Linked DNA regions of Homo sapiens: region 2 is linked to region 1. Evidence: chromatin contacts called from ENCODE Hi-C or POLR2A ChIA-PET data. All regions are on one chromosome and are shown on one strand. The core of a region is the stretch at or near the end of the contact, and the rest is flanking DNA. Distances in the headings are between cores, read along the strand shown. Region 1 overlaps REEP1 (receptor accessory protein 1). Region 2 holds the start of CHMP3 (charged multivesicular body protein 3).

What was found. A loop is a pair of places that touch in the nucleus more often than their neighbours do. ChIA-PET counts read pairs that join two places held with the same protein, here RNA polymerase II (POLR2A). Pooled maps may share reads with other maps.
Region 2: a map of heart left ventricle shows a loop between it and region 1 (4-fold over the local background). The contact joins the promoter of CHMP3 here to the enhancer-like site in region 1. A Hi-C loop is called at or near these places in 2 of 168 maps with a recorded cell type or tissue (aorta and heart left ventricle) and 10 of 50 pooled maps. POLR2A ChIA-PET finds 5 or more read pairs at or near these places in 2 of 52 experiments (activated T-cell and naive thymus-derived CD4-positive, alpha-beta T cell).

The regions. Positions count from the first base shown.
Region 1 is chr2:86,223,787-86,227,744 of GRCh38, forward strand. REEP1 (receptor accessory protein 1) reads right to left here. Exons shown (of 9, transcript NM_001371279.1): 7 at 3,577-3,612. Among named protein-coding and RNA genes, the nearest start is that of MRPL35, 26 kb to the left of the region's middle. Within about 2 kb of position 1,910, at least 17 of the 41 ENCODE cell types and tissues checked have a DNase peak (open chromatin) inside an H3K27ac peak, as active enhancers do; they include heart left ventricle, where a contact is called at or near this core.
Region 2 is chr2:86,560,988-86,565,215 of GRCh38, forward strand. CHMP3 (charged multivesicular body protein 3) reads right to left here and starts at 2,456. Exons shown (of 6, transcript NM_016079.4): 1 at 2,317-2,456. The coding sequence starts at 2,361. The region is part of intron 3 of RNF103-CHMP3 (RNF103-CHMP3 readthrough); the gene reads right to left. It overlaps CHMP3-AS1 (CHMP3 and RNF103 antisense RNA 1), which reads left to right and starts at 1,083. Exons shown (of 6, transcript NR_183901.1): 1 at 1,083-1,260; 2 at 1,859-1,933; 3 at 2,281-2,412; 4 at 2,701-2,795; 5 at 2,990-3,153. RefSeq lists enhancers at 1,882-2,051, 2,062-2,161, 2,319-2,613, 2,772-2,831.

The DNA of each region.
Region 1 (3,958 bases), core at 660-3,159:
TTTAAAAATTATGTCCTACATGCTTGATTTTAAAAGGGGGGGAGGGACACCTCTATGACTAACCACACAGGCAGTAATCCAGAGTTCAGTTCTATATGACATAGAGGTAGGCAGAGAAAAAAAAAAAGAGAGAGAGAGATAATAATAGACACACAGAAAAAGAGAGACAAAGACATGCAGAAAACAATAGGGAATCAGTTGACAAATGGGGCAGGAACAGAGCAAAGATGGGAAAAGAATGTTCTGGCATCTGAGATGTGCAGCTTAGAATAGAGGCTGCTGCCCCTGGGGCCTCTAAGCTCTGTCACTGCCCTAAAAGGCACTTAGCAGCCTCCGAAATGCCTCCTTTCCCTACCCCCATCATGAATTAAGACCTGAATTTACAACTCCTAGAAAATGTTCCTGTCTGCTGAGGGATCCTGGGGCTCTGCATGGCCCCAGAGGTAATTTGAATCTTCCCAGGCTTTGGCCTGAGTGAGCACCCCTTGTGACAACATTTCAGGGGACCAGGAGGAAAGTGTCCCCGACAACTGTGAAATCCTCTTACTGCTTAAGAGTCAGCCTATAGCCCCAGGTGCAAGACAGACCTCCCCCAACACCATCTGCCACCACTGCACAATCCAGTAGAGACTGTCAGAGCTGGGAGGACCAAGGGACACCTCATGGAGGGGGAGACTGAGGCCTGCAGAGTGCAGGGGCTTTCCCAAGGCCTCAGAGGGAATGGTGTAGGCCAATCATCAAAGGGTTCCTTGCATGCAGACCTGAGAGCCAGGGCACAGGTATTAAGAGGCCCTTGGAGAGGCGGAGGTCCAAGAAAGGAAGGGCTAGGACAACGGCTTCCAGGTCTTGAGGCCACCACCAGGCCTCACCTGCTTCCCGCTGTCCAGCAACCCCCATCCCAGCAGCAACCAACCTGCTCGGGGATAAGGAACCAGAACTTGGACACTGAATCCTGGACACACTCTTATGCACATGCAGCCTTCCAGAACTATTCAGTTCCTACAATCAACCACAGCTCTATTGAAATGCACTGGAAACACTGTGTCTGATCATGAAACCACCAGATGTCATGGCAGGGAAGGGCTTCTGAGAGCAGCACAGAGCAGTGTCAGGGGAAGAATGGAGGACAGGGCAGCCACTCTCCCCGACCCCCAAGTGCCAATCTCCCAGAATTAGAGGCTTTTGGAATGGCTCACAGAATTTGCAGACTCAAAACTACAGTGTGAATAGACAGAAATCCCTGCAATTGCCTGGAGCCACTGGCACCACAGGGTCATTTCCCATGAACTAGTGTGTCCACCAGGCCAGCGTCTAGTGCCCGGTGCTGGAAACAGCTGAACGCAGCCCCTTCATTTCCAACTTGGACCAGGAGGCCCCACAGGGACACAGGGTTAGTCAGAGCTGGGCTGGGACGCTTCTCTCCATCTGCAGCCCTGCTCAGACTCCTCTGTCAGTTCAGTTTGGCCTTATGGCCTCCAGAATCCCCAGCTTTTTTGTTTTTTTAGATGGAGTTTCACTCTTGTTGCCCAGGCTGGAGTGCAATGGCATGATATCGGCTCACCGCAACCTCTGCCTCCCGGATTCAAGCGATTGTCCTGCCTCAGCCTCTCGAGTAGCTGGGATTACAGGCATGTGCCACCTCACCCGGCTAATTTTATATTTTTAGTAGAGATGGGGTTTCTCCATGTTCGTCAGGCTGGTCTCGAACTCCCGACCTCAAGTGATCTGCCTGCCTCGGTCTCCCAAAGTGCTGGGATTACAGGTGTGAGCCACTGCGCCTGTCCTAATCCCCAGCTCTTCTATAAAGGACTTAAAAAGCTGAGCACTGAGAGCCTTAAAAATAAAGCAATGCAGGGAAAACAGGACACGTCACATAATGCAGTTTCCTGTCTTGCTCACTGCCGATGTGGGAGGGGCATGTCATGCCTCCGCGGCACCAGGGCTGGAGCAAAAGCTATATTAGGCACCTTGCGTGCCTTCCTTCCTCCCCTGACACCAGCCAGCAGGCTGCAGGCCAGGCACGGCCCCTCTTGCCTTCCAAGCCTAAGGCAGCTTCTCTATGGGGAGCCAGGCAGTGTGAAAGGGGCACTGGATTAGTCCAGGACCCTCACTAGTCCCTAATGTGTCTACTTAAGGTTAGGCAACTGGAGAAGCAGGTCATGGCAACCACCAGGTGGCTGTGGCTCCAACAAGCCATCACTCACACGCTGGGAGGGCAGCAACAGGAGTCTCTGTCCAGAACCGGGAGACCTCCACTCTCCCTGGGGTCTCCTGGATGCTCCAGGCTATCACCACCACCACCACCACCACCACCACCACCACCACCACCATCATCACCACCACCACCACCACCATCATCATCATCATCATCCTCATCATCCTTCCCAGGATTATTATGGCCCTTTCACAGCCACTTTCACAACAGCACAGTGAGGCCGGGAAGCAGGGATCTCATCTCCGTTTTAAGAGGAGGAACTGAAGCTCACAGCGGTTAGGTGATTCACGCAAAGTTGCACAGCAAGTAAGTGGCAAAGCAGGAACAGGGCTCCCTTGGCTGCCCCAGGACCAGAAACCCCTGGAACTTCAGGACTTCATCATTTCAGAGGACCTTAGTCCTCTGAAGTTCCTGTGTCCTTACCTGGAGCACAAGGAAGTATGACCCTGTTGTGGCTTTTTCTTTTCTTTTTTTTTTTTTTTTTTTGAGACAGGGTCTTGCTCTGTCACCCAGCTTGAGTGCAATGGCACGATCATGGCTCACTGCAACCTTGATTTCCCAGGCTCAAGCAATTCTCCTGCCTCAGCCTCTCAAGTAGTTGGGACTACAGGTGCACACCAGCACACCTGGCTTTTTTTTTTTTTTAATTGTAGAGATTAATTCTTGCTATATTGCCCAGGTTGGTCTCGAACTCCTGGGCTCAAGAAATCCTCCCACTTCTGCCTCCCAAAGTTCTGGGATTACAGGCATGAGCCACCCCGCCCAGTGACCCTGTGGTGGTTTTAAGATATCTCCACACATTCTTTGATACTCCTCCCTTCAAGAGGTGGAGATTAATTCTCCTCCCCTTGAATGTGGGCTGTGCTTAATGACTTGCTTCCAACAAATAGAATAAGGCAGAAGTGATGAGTGTGACTTCAAAACCTAGGACAGAAAAGGTACCCTGGCTTCCTGCCTGCCCTCTATCTCTTGAATGGCTCACTCTAGGCCAGGCCACCTGCCACGTTGTAAGGACTCTTAAGCAGCCTTGGAGAGGCCCAGCCAACAGCCATAAGAGTGCCATCTTGAAAGTGGACCCTCCAGTTTCGTCAAGCCCTCCGATAACTCAGCCCAGGCTGACATCTTGACTGCAGCCTCTTGAGAGACCCTGAGCTAGAACCACCCAGTTAAGCTGCTCCCAGATTTCTAGCCCACAGGAACTGTAAGCTACTGTGTTTGCTGTTATAAAGGGTTAACCTCCTGACCCCTCCCTATGACCATGCAGCTGAAAGGGAGCCCCAGGGTCAGGTGCCCACTCCTGGTTAGAAGCTCTTTCCGAGTGAGAGTCCAGCACGCTGCGGAGAGGCTGGCTGCTTACTCACCTTTCCAGGTCCTGCAGGTGGAGCAGCAGGTACACACTGTGGGAATGGGGTAGGGGCACCATCAGTGACATCCCCCACTGGACAGGAACCAGCCCCGGGCAAACAGGGAGGCCCTGGAGAGGTGTGGGGATCCCAGTGTGTACAATATAGGGATCCCAGGAAGGTGGGTCTCTGTAGAGACACCAAAGTGGGGAAAGAGTCATCTCAGATTCAGTTTCTGCTCAGGTGCAGAAGATACCCTCACCTGGCACACAAAGTCAGTCCTTGCACCCTGCAGCCCTAGGGAAGGCCGGAGACAGAGTCAAAGTTCCCTCTGGAAAATAACTCCAAGCACCCCTGCCCAAAGCCTCCTCCTCTCTTTGCTTTCCAGTTCAGAATGTCC
Region 2 (4,228 bases), core at 1,206-3,705, 340 kb after region 1:
CTCATACTAGGTCCCACCTCCAACACTGGGGATGACAATTTGACATGAGATTTGGCGGGGACACAGATCCAAACCATATCAGGTGCCCTATCCAAACCAGCTCTTAAAATGTTTATCTTACTTGCTAGAAGTTAAGTTCTTTGGCTTCTTATTTCACCTTTATAATCCCTCTTTGGGAGGTAGTATAAATGGCATGATAATTCTAAGTATAGGCCTTAGAATACATAACCTCTGGTGCTGTAATTCACAAACTGTATGACCTTGGGCAAATTACCTAAATACTGTATGCCTCAGTTGCCACCTGTAAAGTGGAGACAATAACAGTTCCTACCTCATAACATTGCAGAGTGCTTAACACAATGCCTGGTTCAATATGTTAGCTAAAGGTGGTGGTAGTTAGGGCTAATCTTAATTCACTCTACAATCTTGCTACTCAAGTGTAGACCAGCAGCATCAACATCACCTGGGAGCTTATTAGAAATCTCAGACCCTATCCAAGACCTACTGAATCAGATTTTGAATTCTGACAAGATCCCTAATGATTAGTGTGCACACTAATGCTTGAGAAGCACTGCTCTACAATACCCAGACTTGTCCATAATGGGGGGAAAAACAACTAAAATTTTTTATTCAATAAATGATCTTACCTGTTCGGCTCTGGCAAGCATAGTTTTAAAAACCAATCTCATGCATCAACCCTGCCATTTTCCAGTGTCAATCAGCTTTCTCAGGTAGATTACCCTACTGAAGAGTGTACCAATATCGTGTTCTTAGCAATTTATCATTTAAAAACAATCTAAGTGTACAATATACTAGAGTAGTATAGTAGTACATATACTAGAGACTAGTTTAAACAATAAAGCAACCATTTCCCCAGCATCTTTTTTGCTTCTCCATAATCTTATCTCAATTTACGAATGGCAATGCCAAGGCCAAACACTGAAGACAACAAATAATCTCTCCCTACCACACTTCTACAATAACAAGAATCTTAGAATATACAGATGTCACAAAATGTGCATCTATATAATGTTCTATAGTTTCCAAAGTGATGTTATACCGTTATTTCATTTAAGCGCCACAATTTTTATTTTACCAAGGAGCAAAACTGAGTAAGTTTCCTGACGAAAATAATGAGTGTCTACTGTTCTAGGGCCTTTAACAACAACAACAACAAATTTACATTAACGCACATTATGTGCCAGGAATTGCAAGATGCATAAGATTAGTTTTTAAAATGTGCCTGCTAGAGCTGAACAGGTAAGATCATTTATTAAAGGATTTCAGGATTTTTTTTTTCCATTATGGACAAGCCTAGGTGTTGCAGAGCAGTGCTTCTCAAAGCACTGATGTGCACACTAATCATTAGGGAGCTTGTCAGAATTCAAAATCTGACTCAGTGGGTCTGGAGTGGTGTCCGAGATTTAACAAGCTCCCAGGTGATGTTGATGCTGCTGGTTGGCATTTGAGTAGCAAAGCTGTGCCGTATTTAAAGAATTAGCCCTAACTACCAATATGAAAACTTTACATCCCTGAATCTTCAATTACTCTGAGGTGACACTACTATTATTCTGGCTTCACAGTCGAGAAGGCACTGAGAAGTGAACTTTCCAGAGATCACAGAGCTGAGATGTGGGAAGGCAGGATTCAAACTTAGGTTGACTGACTGCAGGGCATTTTCAACTGTTTGCCTCCCAATATTATCTCAATTAATAGGTAACGAGAGTTCGAAGCCGGGTCCAGAGCTATCTTCTGTAACATTCTTCTGGGTCGAGTCCCTGCCCCGCTACGGTATGTGCCTAGGGTCAACACAAGGGCTGGGGAAAGAGGAAACTGAGCCTCTTTTTCAACACAACAGGGAGGACGGAGAACAGACGGCTCCTCCGGCAGACGCGACCCGGCCCGCTCCAAACAACGCTTCGGGCAGGAGAAGGTTCTCCGGGTGGTCCGCAGCCGGGCTGGAGGGGTGGGGCCTACGCTGGGAAAAGGTTCCGGGCGGGTCGTACCAACGCGCGCAGGGGGAAGAGGTTTCCGAGGCCAGGACGGTGTCGCTGCCTACGCGCTCAGTGGCGAGGTGGAGAAACTCTTCATCCACCCTCGGCTACCTGTTCGAGAGCCATGGCACCAGGAGCTCTCGCGTCCCACAGCCGACTCCTAAAGACTCTTCCTCCGGCCCCCCTGTCGAGTGGGAGTCCCCGGAAATGGGGGCCGGGCGGTATCGGGCAGGCGGTGGGGAGAAGAGTGTCCTGTCATTTACCAACTTCACTACGCCCCACACAGATCCACCCGCTTATCTGCCGCCGCCGTAGCCCTTACCAGTTCTTTGGGCGGCTTCTCCTGGGTCTTTCCAAACAGCCCCATGACGAACTGAACCCGTCTTGCCCCTTCCGGCTTTCAGTTCCCCGCGCCCAGGCAGGTCACGGGCAGCCGCCTGGGCGGGGCCCGCGGAAAAGGAGGTAGTCCCAACCCCCAGAGTAGGGAGCGGCGGCACTAGGGGATGTTGCGCATGCGCCATACGCCTGCGCAGAATCGAGTGAGTGGGAGACTAGTCAAAAAGGCTGACGTCATCGCACATGTTCTGGTCATGTCTGTGTGGGGGAGACCACGGATTCGGTGCTTTTCGTAAGGTGTAGAAATGATTGCTCTGAAAGATACGAATTTGTTGGCTACAACTGCTTCTAATACTTCACCTAAACCTAGATGTTGCACCAGAAGTCTGGATCTCCACGCAGACGTGTACACTTAGCATCACTTTCCCGACAGCTTCATCTTTGTGTCCAGTAGGCAACTCACAGGTGACAAACCAAAAATAACCTCTTTTTCCTCCCGCCAACCCACTCCTCCCCTCTGCTTGCACCACCATCACCTGGTCACTAAACCCTAGGCATCGTCCTCTCTCCCCTCTTACCAAGTCCCAACCATTCTAACTTCAATATGTCTGAACTTCAACCCTCCCCTTTCCATCCCAACTGCGGTCGTTTTTTTTCAGGCCATCGCCCTTTCCAGCGTGGGCGATTCCTGCCTAGCATTTGTCCATGTGTGTCCCGTCCTACACGCCACACTGACCGTGAGCTTAATCACACTCTCAAAGGAATCTGACTAAAGAGAACTAGACACATTTTAGCACGGACAGTTCCTGATTAGGCCTATACGGTGAGCTGATGGTTACTGTCATTAACTCATCCGAGGATGGTGAAGGGGACCATTTGTTACCTCAGCCCCATACTCCTGTCTCTGGTGGAATCATAAAATGGTTCGGCAGCTTTGAAAACATTTTGACAATTTCTTAAAATGCTAAACAAAGCCAGCCTTCCATTCCTAGCTATTTACCCAAGAGGGAAAAAAGCATATGTTCTTACAAAGACTTGTACACAAATGTTCATAGCAGCTCTATTTGTAATAGCCATAAACTGGAAACAATCCAAATGTCTATCAACAAGTGAATGGATAAACCAGTCGTGATTGATCCATACGAAGGAATAGTACTGAGCAATAAAAAAGTAAACTATTGATAAATGCAACAGCATGGATGAATCTCAAAATAATTCTGCCAAGTGAAAGAAGCCAGAACCGTATGATTCCATTTACATAACATTCTGGAAAATGCAAACTAATACATAGTGACAGAGAGTACATGGGCGGTTGCTAGCGGATAGGAGTGGGGTCAGAAAGAGGCAGAAAAGAGGGATTACAAAGAGACACGAAGTTTAGGGGGATGATGGATAATATCTTGATTGTGATGATGGTTTCACAGATGTATACAATATCAAAACTTACCAGGTTGGACACTAAGTATGTGCGATTTATTTTATGTCCAATCATACTTCAATAAAGTTGTTTTTAAAAAAGCACTGCCTGTTCATTGTGAAAAGTTAAACCCTCATTCTCACTTCCTCAGGGGAAAAGGTCTCAAAGGATTCACACCAACTATTAAATATAGTGTGAATCTTCTGAAACCTTTTCCTTTGGAAAATATACTTTTATTTTTATTTATGTATTTGTTTTTGAGACCGGGTATCACTTTGTCACCCAGGCTGGAGTGCAGTGGCAGGATCTTGCCTCACTGCAGCCTCTACCTCCCAGATTCAAGTGATCCTCCCACCTTAGCCTCCTGAGTAGCTGGGTGTCAGCCACCACGCCCACTGTGTTTTTAATTTTTCTGTAGAGACAAGGGTTAGCCATGTTGCCCAGGCGGGTCTCAAACTCCTGGGCTCAAGCGATCCTCCCA